Regions from separate parts of the Homo sapiens genome. Here region 2 is linked to region 1. The links are chromatin contacts, found by Hi-C or POLR2A ChIA-PET in ENCODE. All regions are on one chromosome and are shown on one strand. Each heading gives the region's core, a stretch centred on a gene start or an enhancer-like site at or near the end of the contact. The rest is flanking DNA. Distances are from core to core; before and after follow the strand shown.

Evidence for each region. Hi-C counts contacts between places; a loop is a spot of excess contacts on that map. ChIA-PET counts read pairs that join two places held with the same protein, here RNA polymerase II (POLR2A). Pooled maps may share reads with other maps.
Region 2: a map with no recorded cell type shows a loop between it and region 1 (5-fold over the local background). The contact joins two enhancer-like sites. A Hi-C loop is called at or near these places in 4 of 37 single-sample maps with no recorded cell type and 11 of 50 pooled maps. POLR2A ChIA-PET finds 5 or more read pairs at or near these places in 8 of 52 experiments (B cell, GM12878, OCI-LY7 and 4 more).

Annotation. Positions count from the first base shown.
Region 1 is chr6:152,300,724-152,304,132 of GRCh38, forward strand. SYNE1 (spectrin repeat containing nuclear envelope protein 1) reads right to left here. Exons shown (of 146, transcript NM_182961.4): 92 at 1,146-1,340; 93 at 1-58. Among named protein-coding and RNA genes, the nearest start is that of SYNE1-AS1, 78 kb to the right of the region's middle. RefSeq lists enhancers at 1,007-1,056, 1,107-1,506, 1,657-1,726. Within about 2 kb of position 1,413, at least 35 of the 41 ENCODE cell types and tissues checked have a DNase peak (open chromatin) inside an H3K27ac peak, as active enhancers do; they include B cell, where a contact is called at or near this core.
Region 2 is chr6:151,700,632-151,704,236 of GRCh38, forward strand. It overlaps a transcript of ESR1 not described here. Among named protein-coding and RNA genes, the nearest start is that of ESR1, 110 kb to the right of the region's middle. Within about 2 kb of position 1,345, at least 2 of the 41 ENCODE cell types and tissues checked have a DNase peak (open chromatin) inside an H3K27ac peak, as active enhancers do; they include B cell, where a contact is called at or near this core.

The sequences.
Region 1 (3,409 bases), core at 163-2,662:
CCTCCCCAGACTCCTCAGTGACCGGTGACAGCAAAGTGTGACAGCGACCTGCAGTCATCTGCCACGTAAAATGTAGCCCAAAGGACATGAAAATCAATTAGCTATGTTAACATAAGTCCTGTTCAGGCACAGGCCAAAACAGAGTTAATTATAAAACGAAGGTTAAAATTACTGGGACCCGAATTCACATATTAATCCTGTGTTAGTATTTAAAAGTTCTGTCTTCAAGAGAATATGATGCTAGTAATCATTTGTAAAACAATCAGGGATGGGGGTGCATATGACATTGAAGTTTTGTTGTTGATTAAATACTTCATTATTTTCCTTTCTTTGGAGAGTTTGTGGCTTTATAAATAACTGGAAAAATCACGAATCATACAAATGAGAAAAGGTCTGTGAAATAAAGCTTGGTCTTTTGTGGACATCTCAAGTTTCAAATATGGTAGGAAGATAAATGCACCCAAAGTACTGTTATTGCCAAATGGGCTCAGGTATGGTTACTCATTACCTGAGGCACAGCACATATAAGGGAAAACACACAGCACTGGGAAACATTATAGTCACCAAAATACTCAATGCATTTTAGATGGCAAGTGTATAGGAAAATAGTGGTGCAGAATAGAAAATAACAAAGTTGATTTATTTTAATCCAAAGCCAAGCTTTAGACGGTCTGTTTTCATATTTTTCTAACAATAGCTGTTCTTCTAAATTGTATTACACATTTATACAGTAGAGTACATGCACATATGTAGTTAGCTAGTTAGCGTGGAGACCACAACTAAATATATATGCCATGAATTTCCCATCCCCCAGACAACTAAAACACTGTGCAAGTAAATTATTGTTTAAAGCTCAGAGCCTCTCAGTATTATTGCGAAATTATAAACAAATACAGGGTAGACCTCTGACATGTTAAGTAATTCAGCTGTCTCGAGCACATAGTTTCATTTTAACTGTCATTGTTTACAGTGTCAAAGATTGGCCCGGCCCAACGGTAGTCAAAGAGACTTAAGGAATCTGTTCCTCCCTCTGAATCTGCAAGATCGAAGGCTGGTCCCTGAAATCAGCCACGGAGAGGGAACATGGAGCCACTCGCCAGGCTCCAGTCAAAGAGCAAAGCCGCGGGGACCCACTGGATCCTTACCATGACCACAGAGGGGTGGGCCGAAGGCGTGGGGAGGAGCTCCCCATCCAGGTCCTCTGTCCCTTCCGCCAGCCCCTCGACCTCGGTCACCGTCAGCAGCATGGTGGCGTGCTTGGCTTTCATCGTCAGCATCTTGCACTTGGAATTCAAAGAAGCGATCTGCTCCTGGTAGCCCTTAATTTTCTGCGCCAGCTCCTGAGGAAACATTTCCCCCACCGGGGTGTCAGAGCAGCATCAAAAGGAAACAGAAGTAGTAGCGTTCATCTTCCTGCAGGGCGAGCCAATGAGCGCGCAGAGCCGCGCGGGCCCGGGAGGCAGGATGTGTAGGCGGCGAGTCCTCCTGCATCTCGCTACCGAGCCAGACCGCAGGCTGCGCGGCGCGGCGCAGGCACAGCCAAAGTGCCCGAGCCCGCGTCCCCGCGTCGGTACAAAAGGAGAAATGAGGGGATGAGGCCGAATGAGTGGTTTCTAATCGCGAGAGGCCCCATATGGAATCATGAACTTCCGCAACATTAGGAACTGACAACTCTCTTTAAAAGCAGAAAGCATCTGAAATTTACCAGATGGTTCCTGCCATGGAAATTAGGTCATGTGATGGCTAAAACCACACCAAAAAAAATGCAAGGCTCAGCTCTTACCCTACTGAGTACATTCAACAGAGATGACAGTCATTTATTTTACATAGGGTCACATACTCAATAGCCTGTCTGTTCCTATGTCTCTAAGAATTTTTTTTAGATAGGCTAGATATTGCATATGGAAATCCCAATTTTTAATGCAGATTGACCCCCCAAAAAAATTTTGTATATTCATCAAATTTTTTCTTGCTCACTTCATCATGTCTCAAATGTTGCTGAGGCTTTAACTAGAACTTTAAACTTGAAATGCAATTCGGATTTAGTGTCTTTTAATTTCACTTGCTTTTGAAAAAATAATTGTTTTTTTGTTTTTGTTTTTGAGCAGACAAGAATGAAAAAATATATTATGAGAGATAGAGGTTTTAAATATTTTATTAAGAGCTTATTGGAAATATAATCTGGATAGCACATAACCCTTAAAAAGGTAACTATAGATTCATTTTAGGAGTATGGTAATTCTAAAATATTAAAGTTTTACTTTCTTGCTTAAATATTTTAAGTATCAAATATTAAAATTATACTTTATTGCATCTTTAAAAAACGAAAATACATATTTCAAAACATGATTCCTAAAAGTACAAAACTATTATTCTTTTTTTTTTTTTTTTTTTGGCTTCTTTGTTTCAGAGGCTGTCATTTATTGTGCACATAGAACACATTTTGTGGGCCGGGTGCAGTGGCTCATGCCTGTAATCCTAGCACTTTGTGAGGCTGAGACGAGGGGATCACTTGAGATCAGGAGTTCAAGACCAGCCTGGCCAACATGGTGAAACCCTGTCTCTACTAAAAATACAAAAATTAGCCAGAAATTGCTTGAACCCGGGAGATGGAGGTTGCAGTGAGCCAAGATTGTGCCACTGTACTCCAGCCTGGGCAACAGAGTGAGACTCTGTCTCAAAAAAAAAAAAAAGAACACATTTTGTGACAAAAATATTAAATTGTAATGTCTTTAAAATAATTGTGTACATACATACACATACATTCATATATATACACACACATATACACATGCACACACACATATGTACACATAGTCATCCCTCAGTAACTGAGGGGCGTTGGTTCTAGGAACCCTCTTAGATACAAAATTCACAGATATTCCAGTTTCTGATGTAAAATGGCATAGTATTTGCATATAACCTATGCACATCTTCCCAAATACTTTAAATCATCTCTAGATTACTAATAATACCTAATACAATGTAGATGCTATGCATTATAAATAGGTGTTATACTGTACAATTTAGGGAATAATGACAAGAAAAGAAGATCAACATGCAGAGATGCAACCATCCTTTTTGCTCCTCAAATATTTTCCATCCATGATTGGTTGAATTCATGGATGCAGAACTTATGGATATGGAGGGCTGACTGTATGCAAAACACGTGTGCACATGCACACACACACACACACACACACATTTTGTTATTATTGTTGTTTTGTTTGTTTCTTCCTGCCCAACTGAAGCCGAGTGGAGCAAAAAACAGTCCAGCAGAACTCAGCCAGCAGGCAGTCAGTCTTCTTGACTCCTAATAGTATAGGAATTTTTAAAACAAGGATTTAAAAAGTAGACATCATTGCTTCTTTACCTCTGGGGATGCAGTTAATTAAACCTAATAGGATTT
Region 2 (3,605 bases), core at 95-2,594, 600 kb before region 1:
AATTCTGAAGCCTCCCTAATACAATGTTAAACTTTCCTTTTTTTTTTTTTTTTTTTTTTGAGAAAAAAATTGTAAATTAGGTTCACTGTTGCTTGGAATTAGGAAAAAATAAAAACACAGGCATACTAATATTTCAGATGGAAAAACAAAGTTAAGAATTCAACAAGTTTTTTTCCCCCACTCTATCATGTCTTGCACATTTAAAGCTGTTATACAACATTTTAAAAACAAACCAAAAAAACCCAGGGCCTTTTTCCAACAGCTTAGGCTGATGACCCACAGTAAAAAAGTGCCCCATGGGATATTCTTAAAGCACCCCAAGGGAGTCTATTGAAATAACTTAAAGTAAAAATTCAGAAGAATTTTACATGTAATTAAAAATTAAGAACGTTGTTTTATAAGCAATAGGGAAAAGCTGTATTAAGTTGCATTGCTCAATTTCTCACTTGCTCTGTGCAGTGACTGCTTTTTCAACCATGTAACAACGTCTGAATCTTCGTGGTAAAATCATACCTATCACAGCCACAGCAGGTTTTGTTCTGCTGCTGCACATGTGATTTGAGATACTGTGGGCTGGGAGTTTTTTTTTTTTTAATTTCTAATGGCAAAATGGATCTATAGAAATGGAAGTCATCTGTAATCTCAGCACTTTGAGAGGCTGAGGTGGGTGGATCACCGGAGGTCAGGAATTGGAGACCAGCCCAGCCAACATGGTGAAACCCATCTCTACTAAAAAGATAAAAAATTAGCTGGCGGGCGTGGTGGTGTGCGCCTGTAGTCCCAGCTACTTGGGAGGCTGAGGCAGAAGAAATGCTTGAACCCAGGAGGTGGAGGTTGCAGTGAGCCGAGACCGCACCGTTGCACTCCAATCTGGGTGGCAAGAGCGACACTACATCTCAAAAAAAAAAAAAAAAAAAAAAAGAAGAAGAAGAAATGGAAGTCATCCCGTGGGCCTGAGTTGGTGTAGTGGATTATGGCCTGTGCGTGAATGAAGAAATACTTGCCAATGGCATCAGTGGTAACTAGCTTAAGCCCTACTCAGCTTTGTAAAATAATGTAATCAAGGAATTTGATCTGAACAGGTAAGCCAAACATTGATTCTTCAGTGCCTATTGATAAGTGAGACTACTTTTCTTTTTAACAGCCTTATTTCACTTAAGTGGGGAGTCAAACTAGCTTTAATTAAGGAAATCTGTAGAAATCACCCACATCTCCCTTTCCTTCTCTGTTAAAAAAACAAAAGGAAGAAGAAAACTAGGAAGGAGTAAGCACAAAGATCTCTTCACATTCTCCGGGACTGCGGTACCAAATATCAGCACAGCACTTCTTGAAAAAGGATGTAGATTTTAATCTGAACTTTGAACCATCACTGAGGTATGTGTGAACATACTAGTTTCCTCTTTCTCTCTCCTGACTTTGTCCGTGAATTGATAAGATCTAATTTGGTCATCAGTTTGGAGAACGATTTTTCATTTAATTTCTTTCATTATCAAGTGTGTATTGTCAGGGGCTTAGCAGTACACCTACTATCTGATGGGCACTCTACATGCGTTGCTTAGGTTGAAATTAAGGATACAATCTGTGCACTACCACCATTTAAAAAAATCCCCAAGTCTACTGTGTGGGTGAGGTTTCTTTGCATAGTATCAGAGAGGTTAACCAATTTATTTACATACTCAATAGTCCACTCTAAGTAGGGAAAATCCAAGCTTTTTTTTTCTTAAGAAAGAGCTTTTCATTCTTTTTTCCCTCAGAGCTTTACCATAGTTTCCAGCAAGTGAAAACATTTCTTGATTTGAATTTCACAACCTCCTTCTCCTCTTGCCAGTTGTATGGTGCTAATAGGAAGCAAAATGTGAGTGTGCTTTTAATTTAACCCTAAAATAGGGGAATATCTTCAGAATTTAGACTTTACATATTCAGTGACCTACCTAAAAATAGAGACATAGTTCTAACCTTCTCAATCATTAAGAAACATTTCTATTGAATTTAATTATTCAAAACAACAGGTAGCAGTTTCACAAGGGAAAAGACAAGCCATGCCACTTGTATTTGTGGTCACCAAGTAATTACATTATTTTTTATTTAAAATTAAGATAAAATAACTTACTGACTGTCAAGTCCATTTCTCATTTCCTCCATAGAACATTTTAAAACTAGTTCACAAACCTCTTGAAAAGTCATGCCTCTAGAAAGTGCAAATTGTCACCATTGCCTAGAAGCCAACTTGAGAGGCTGTGTATCTATGCAGCATTTTGCAAATCCAGTAGCAGGCATGTGATATAAAAGATTAAATGCACCCCTGATTTGTGAATACTATCCTAGCCTTCAAAATGTTCAAAAGCACAGGAAGTCTGCACTTTTAAAAATATAACCTGCCCAAATTGCAAGGGAGGGGTTGGGTGTAGGACCTAGGTCTGTCTGCCAATCAGCTTGAGATGCCAGTGGACGAAACCTGACTTCACTAAAAACCAGACTGGCAAATATTACTCAGCGTGGTAATTTCCTAATTGTAGAACTGGCCTGTTTGGTGAAGTATTTCAGGAAAATTTTTAGCTGGACCTTTTCTACCCTACTGCATAAGAAATGAAGGTTTCTAGGCAAAGACTTTACTTAGTGACTAACCAAAAATGGTAAATAAAGTCACCACTTCCAGGCTTAGCTACTGTCCTCAAAACAGCTGCAGGACTGGTCAGGCCAGTCTTCTGAGGCTGGAGGTGCATGTGGAACCCCCAGAGCCTTGTCTGCAAGGGCATGGCTGACTGCAGGCTGTTTAGAAGCACCCCGCCCCGTGAAACTCCTCTGGCTTAGGAATTTTAAACAGTTCTAGTTCTAATCTCTCTGCTCAGAGTCTGAGCAGCTGTGAATGAGCTCTCCTGTGAATCACAGAAATGTTAATGGGTGAGCTGCTCTAGCTTCTTACTTCCAAGTGGAAGGCGCCTGTAGCTCTTTGCCAGCTTGATGCAGTGAGTTTGATTCCTCTTTTGGGCAGCAGGGAGAGATAATGAAGGAGGGGGAAAAAAGATTTTAATATAGAAACGAGTCTTCCATCTGGCTGAGGCTGAACAAAGTAGAAGAACCAGTGCAAGTCACTGGGGGTATGGATCTCATACCATTTTCAGCATATACCTCCCTTTCTCTCTTTTTGATTCTACACATGTCAGTCCCTGAGTAGTCTTGCATTGCTTTCCCCACTTTGAAGTCTTAGATCCAAAACTTTGATTCCAGAAAGGTCTAAGGTGCTGTTGCTGAGATTTTGAAAGAGACCTGAGACAAACTGTTGGGATTCTAGACGCTATTGCGCATCTGCCTGGGTAACTGTGTCACTTAGGTTGGGTCACCAGAATAATTCTCCTCCATTTTTGCTGCCTTTCCAATTTATAAACAACACAGAACATCAGTGGTTCTCCCATAATCAAATATATTTGGCTCTATTAATATTAAAATTTGATCTTGAGTAGAAAGATTCTAAGGGCTAAAAAATAAAAGATGTAAAATGTATGTTGATAGGTTAGTGTAGAAGCCACCCATGGGGTTGCCCCCACTCCCACTCTTTCATATTTTTTTTAAGAAACAACACTCAAGTTACAAAGTCGATTCTTTTT